2 separate regions of the Homo sapiens genome follow, and region 2 is linked to region 1. The links are chromatin loops, found by intact Hi-C in ENCODE. Cell type or tissue: sigmoid colon. All regions are shown on one strand. Links, peaks and the distances in the headings refer to the core of each region. The heading gives the core; the rest is flanking DNA. Region 1 has its middle 95 kb from the start of LINC02691. Region 2 has its middle 160 kb from the start of C14orf180.

What was found. A loop is a pair of places that touch in the nucleus more often than their neighbours do. Peaks named below come from ENCODE experiments on the same cell type or tissue, not always from the same donor. Only the 100,000 strongest peaks of a DNase experiment are listed, where the experiment ranks them.
Region 2: a loop joins it to region 1, with 2.1 times the contacts of the local background. A loop is called at or near these places in 1 of 110 quality-filtered maps.

The regions. Positions count from the first base shown.
Region 1 is chr14:104,317,506-104,320,398 of GRCh38, forward strand. No RefSeq gene overlaps it. Among named protein-coding and RNA genes, the nearest start is that of LINC02691, 95 kb to the left of the region's middle. In sigmoid colon, for the core only: no CTCF peak of the experiment used is centred there; a DNase peak (open chromatin) is centred at 1,566.
Region 2 is chr14:104,421,003-104,423,895 of GRCh38, forward strand. No RefSeq gene overlaps it. Among named protein-coding and RNA genes, the nearest start is that of C14orf180, 160 kb to the right of the region's middle. In sigmoid colon, for the core only: no CTCF peak of the experiment used is centred there; a DNase peak (open chromatin) is centred at 1,609.

The DNA.
Region 1 (2,893 bases), core at 291-2,790:
CTTGGCCGGAGGAGCTGTGTATCCTTGGCACGCGCCTGTTCGTGAGGAGGCAGCGTTTTCTTCCTGTGAGTTCTGCTCCCTGGGAAGACAGCGGTTCATGGCAGGCAGGCTGGGTGGACTGCAGCCGTTGCTCTGGCCTACTGTGGACCCGACAGGTACTAACGCGCTCCGTGCACGCTCTGCTTCACCCGAAAATGGGGTTGTGGGCAGGGGCAGAGTGACGTGAGTGGACGTGTGTGTGTCTGTGCCCAGCACGACGCCAGCGTGTGCTCTGGAGATGAATGCTAACAGGCACAAAACAATTGATAAGGTAAAATCAGTTTCTTAATAAACACTGCCTTGTCCAAGGTATGGACACTAACGTGAGAGGTGAAGGCTGAACTGCAGGGATTTCAGGGGTTTGCACATGAATCCCTGTTTTTCAGGCTCCCCAAGACATTGAGCATATGGGGAGCCCTTTGCAGAGCACCTGAGTGAAGTGAGTCCCCTGACTTTACTGGGGAGTCACAGCTGTCACCCATCATGGCTCAGCCTTCGGTCTCCTCCACGGCACACCTGTGAGCAGCCGGGCCCAGCCCTCCTTGTCCTGAGTGGCCTGGCCCGAGCTGTGGCCAGTGCTGCTGGGGCAGCCCCACTAGACCTGGGGACAGAAGAGGACTGGGAAGGGCCCGTGTGCAGCTGCCTACATTGGGGGCTCGAGGAACACCCCCCATCCCAGGCCTCCTCCTCACTGGGGTCCTTACTTGGCACTTGGCACCCTCTTGGGCATTTGGGGTGGGAGTTCCAGGTTCCTGGCCTCTCTCATGCCCAGACCTGGAAGTTACGGAACCAAGGGAGTATCGGCGAGCGGGTTTCCACGCTGCAGCCCACCCCGGCGGCCGCCCATCTGTCCCTCTGCACCCTGACTTCATTTTCCTGCCGCAAGGAGAAGCCTGGTGCCTCCTCTGCGGTATGTGACTGGCTGGAGAGTGAAGAGGCTGGAGAGATTATAAACAGACCATGGGTCCACCAGAGTGGCCCGAGAGCTTGCCCAGAACCGGCCCCACATCATCTCTGTTTCCGCCCAGGCCTGCCCACACCCAGCCTCAGCTGGGGTGATGAGCTTCCTCCCGTCTCGAGGGGCCTCTGCCCGCCCCTTGGAGGACGTGCCCCAGCTGCGGCGGCACATGCGTGGGCTTCTGTGTGAGAGGCATCCCTGTTAAGTCGGAGGGGTGGAGAAACTGAGGCCCAGGGAGGCCCGGGGCAGAGGAGCTGGGCTGCGGCCCCTGCCCCCTCTCCTGCCCCTCCTCTCGGCCCTGTCCAAGACTGCGCTTCTTCATCTTCAAATAAACCCATGAGCCTCCCTGTGCAGGGACCCGTCACCCAGGCCGGCCTCAGGGCGCCTCCCCACTGTCCCTCCTGGCCTCCTGGCCCCTGTGGCCACCAGCATGGGCACGACCCCTCACCCCACCAGCACACGGGGCTCCAAGCTCGCCCGTCCTGGCCCTGCTGGCTCTGGCTGCTGTGAGTTCTCCTTGGCCAAAGGAACGTCCTAGGCCCTGGGCTGTGCCAGCGCCAAGAGTGGGGCTGACACCAAGCCAGCTCCCCACTAGCAGCTCCAGGGAAGTCAAGAGATGGAGGATCAGAAAGCCAGCCAGCGCCTTCCTCCCCCAGAGCCCTCTGCTGCCCCGTGGGGCCTCTCCCAGTACCATGGGAGCTGAGGCCCTTTCCCTCCCCATGGTGACAGGAGGGCCACAGGCTGCTGGGGCTGTGGTGGCCACCTGGAGAGGGCTTTTGCTCCTGGGGCTCCCTCCGTCTGTGTCCCAGGCTGGCCATTAGGAGGGTCTGGTCATCTGTGGCACATGCCAGCCAGCAAAGGGCACTGGGGCAATAGTGCCCCCCTGGTGTGGGCACAGAACTGGGCACCCACTGTGGTCTCAGCCAGGGCAGGAAGGGGACTGGAGTCACAGGGTGGGGAGAGGGTAACAGGCCTGACTCTAACAGAGCCTCCTCCCTCGTTCATCCTCCCTCCTCCCTCCCGCGCCGTCTTTCCCTCCCCAGTGTCTCTGGCCTCGTCTCTAAGGAGCGGGCTGCACTGAGATGGGCCCCGTTCTGTGTGTTCTGTGGGCAGAAGAGCCGGTGTGCCTGAGGGTGCGGGCCTCCTTGGTGCCCCAGCCTGTACATGGGAGCCACCCGCATGGTCCCTGTAGCGTCCTTTGGTGACAGGCAGGCCAAGTCAAGAGGTCCCAGGGTGTATTCCTGGGGCTGAAAGGGAACAGGGGCGAGGGACTCCTTGCCCCCAGCCTCCGGCTCTGCCTCTGGCTTCTGTGGGGAGCTCAGGGTGCACAGTTGGCTCCCAGCAGCCCTAGCAGTCTCGATGCCTCTTGATAAGACTTCTATCCATGCGGGCCGCAGGGCGGAGTGTGGGAGCCTGCAGAACCCAGGCTGGCCTGGGAAGCCCTGAGCCTGGTGTGAAGCCCTGGAGAACCTGGCTTTCCCACTGCTCTCCTGTGGAATCTGCCAGGCACCATTTATTCCCCGTGCTCAGGGGCAGCTCTGTCCACACCTGCCGGCCACGCTTCTGCAGATTCTCCCAGCAGCCCCTGCGTGTGTCCGGGATGCACCAGCCCCTCGGCCTGGCCTGAGCAGTGTGGAGAGGCTCCTCCTGGCCCAGCCCCCTAGGGTGAGGGCAGCCTCAGCCCCTTCCCCAGGCAGCCCAGGAGGACAGAAACCTGAAGGTGAAGGATCTCTGCAGAGTGGGGCCTGGGCATCAGGGGCGAAGAGAAAGTAGCTTAGGGACCTGGAAGAGAGACCCTGATCCCCAGACACACACCCTCCACCCCTCCCCCTCGCTCCCCCACAAGACAGACTCTGGGGGTCTTTAGAATTCATCAGGTCCCCACAAGTTGAAGTG
Region 2 (2,893 bases), core at 273-2,772, 100 kb after region 1:
GATAAATTTAATGTGCTTGAATCATCCCGCCAGCCTGCCACGGAGCACCTGTGGGGCTGGAGCCTCCGACGCAGCCTGGCAGGGAGGGGTGTTGGTGAAGAGTCAGACTCTGCCGGCCCCCCTGGTCCGGCACCCGCGGGCATCTGCCTGGCCAGAGGGCAGCTCCGTAGCCAATGCTTCTCTAAGCAACCTGTGGTCCCTGAATCCGGACCTGGTGCCCTTGGGTGAAGGGAGGTGACGTGCCTGTTCTCAAGATGCTGGATGCTGGGCTACCCCAGGCTCCCTGGGGGTGGAGGTGGGGAGGGCCACTGAAAATACTGAAGAGCATCCCCGGGGCCCCAGATGGAAAGAGAGTAGCGGTTGGGCCTCTGTGCATAGGATGGAAGGGGGCCCTGGGGCCTGTCCCCCACTCCATTTCTCTTTCCTCATCTGTGAAATGGAGGAAAGCATGTATTTCTCCAGCTCAGAGATGCCCGGGAGGACCAAGGGCCTGGGGGAGGCAGGGCTTGGCCAGGGTGGCTCGTGGCTGTGAGCAGGTCCCAGAGACTGGCCTGTCTCCCTGGGTCCACTGCAGCATGATGGGTTCCTGCTGATGTGAATAGGCTGACTGCTGCCCTCCCAGAGGTCCCCTTAAATGCCGTACCACACCACCCCGGGGAAGCCAGGCCCAGGTGCCCAGGAGCTGCCCAGAGCCAGGCCCACATGGATCCCAGCTTGCTTTCTGCCCCTCCTTGTCCTGAGCTACCTAAGCCCAGGTTAGGCTGAGCAGCCCCCTCCCCACACTCCCACCAGACTCTAGGGCATTGTGGGGGGTCCCTTCATAGAGCAGGCTTGTGGCTCCGGCCTCTGCAGCTGTCCTGGTTTTGAGACATTTTACTCCACTTAATAAAGATTATTTGTTGAAAGCAGAAATGAATGTGTCTCATTTGTGTGCTGCAGGAATTCATAAGCATCACCTCCCTGATCCCCCTCGCTCCTGTGGGACCTGGTGTTTCCCCACTGGATTCCAGCCTGCCCTCCTGGCACCACCCAGGCCGCCCCAGCCACCGCAGCCACCCTACTCCCTCTCCCTCTCCCTCTCCATCTCCCTGACGCAGCGACTGAGTCGGCTTTTGACTCTATGTGATGTCTCTCAGCTCCGTGGCCTCTAAATGAAAAGATTAATTAGTTCGGGGAGCCCAGCACAGGACTGCCAGGGGCACTCTGCTGTTCTGCAGACAGGGGGACCGTGTCATTGCCGTTTTGAATTGAAACAGGCCTCTTGGAGAGAACCATGCTTAGGAAAGTGTCGAGAAACCTCCAGCGCTTTGGGGCAATAAGGGTGTAGTGCTGTCAAGATGCTCATCAGAGCCTAGTAAGATCACCTAACTGCTAATAGCTGGTGGGAGCGGGAAGCCAGCGCCTCTGATGGAGCAGAAAGGCCCACGTGTGAGGAGGAGGCAGGAAGGGCTTCGCTTCCAGGAGGGCCAGGGCGGGAGGACTGGAGACTGTGTCCTCTGAGTCCCTGCTCAAGGACCGTGTGAGGAACTCCATAAAATTTTATGGAGTGAATGAACTCGCCGTGTTTGGCTCGAGCAAGTGACAGGCTTGCCAGCTCTGAAGGTCTGTTAAAAGGCAGATGGGAAGATCCGCCTCTATTCTGAGACAAACTTGCCTTGTGTGGTGCGAGGTGAGGTGTGGGGACCGGCAGCGGGCCTGCCGCGCTTCCCGGGCAGCGGAGCCGGACTGCGCACCCAGCGCCCCGCTCTGTGGTGTGGGGTGTGTGGTATCTGAGCCCGGGACGCGGCTCAGTGACTGTGATGGGGGCTGTTCAGCTGTTGTGGGACTGAGTTACACGCATCTCACTGGCAAAGCCACATCATCTCACCCCACAAAATACGGAATTTGGGGTGTCATGGGTCAAGAGGCTCTGCGCTGGACAGTGTGGGGTATGGTGGGTGTGTGTCCGTCTGGACGTGTGTCCCTCTGCCTGAAGGGATGCAGGGCCGTGAATGGACCCAGCAGCCCCCGCATCAGCCCTGCCCTCCCACAAGCAGCCGAGGAGGCTGGTCCTAAGCCGGCGTCTGCACAGCTCCCTGAGGGGGAACAAGGGGGAGGGTCTCAGAATGGGGCTGAATTTTTCTCCACATTCAGTCCCCGGCTGGACCTGCAGAAACCTAGGACGGCTTTGACCCTGGTTTACAGCTTTCGGGAACCCCAGGGAATGCTCTGGCCTCTAGGCTGGAACCCTGCCCCTCTGACCCCAGCCCTCCGGCCATTCCTACAGCGAAGGCCCAGGGATGTTAACCAGTGCAGAGGCCGGGAGCAGTCCCGGGAGGCGCCCCTGTTTAGATCTCATGGCTGGTCTCTGTCTCCACGTTCTCAGAGGCCTGGGAGGGGCAGGCTGAGGGCTCTGCCAGACCCTCCTGCCCAGAGCCCCTCCCCAGGGTCTGGCCCAGCGAGGGGATGGCATCACTCCCTGGGGTGGGTGCCGGGGATTACGGCAGGTTTGGGGAGGAGGCTGGTGGGGCCTGAGCACGGGCTGGTGTGGGGGCCAGGTGAAGGGTGCCCAGGTGTGTCAGGATGCGGCTGGGAGCTCACTCGGCTGGGGGGACGCCTCCCCAGCGCCCGGGTGGTGAAAGTGGGTTTCCCCCTCCAGCAAGTTCTTTCCTCAGCCCATAAAGCGGGAATCCTCCCATGTGGAAATATGGAGACAGGCCCCTCCCGCTGCCTGTTCTCCCCACGGCAGGTGAAGGGCCTCCTTGGAGGGCCTCTGCTTTCCAGTCTGTTAACACGAAGCCTGCCAGAAAGTCCCCAGGACCCCAACCCCCACTCCTTAGAGAAGCTGCTCTGGCCTGTCTTTGTCCCTCCCCGACACTGCCAACTCCAGGCCCCCGTTACCCCACTACTTATG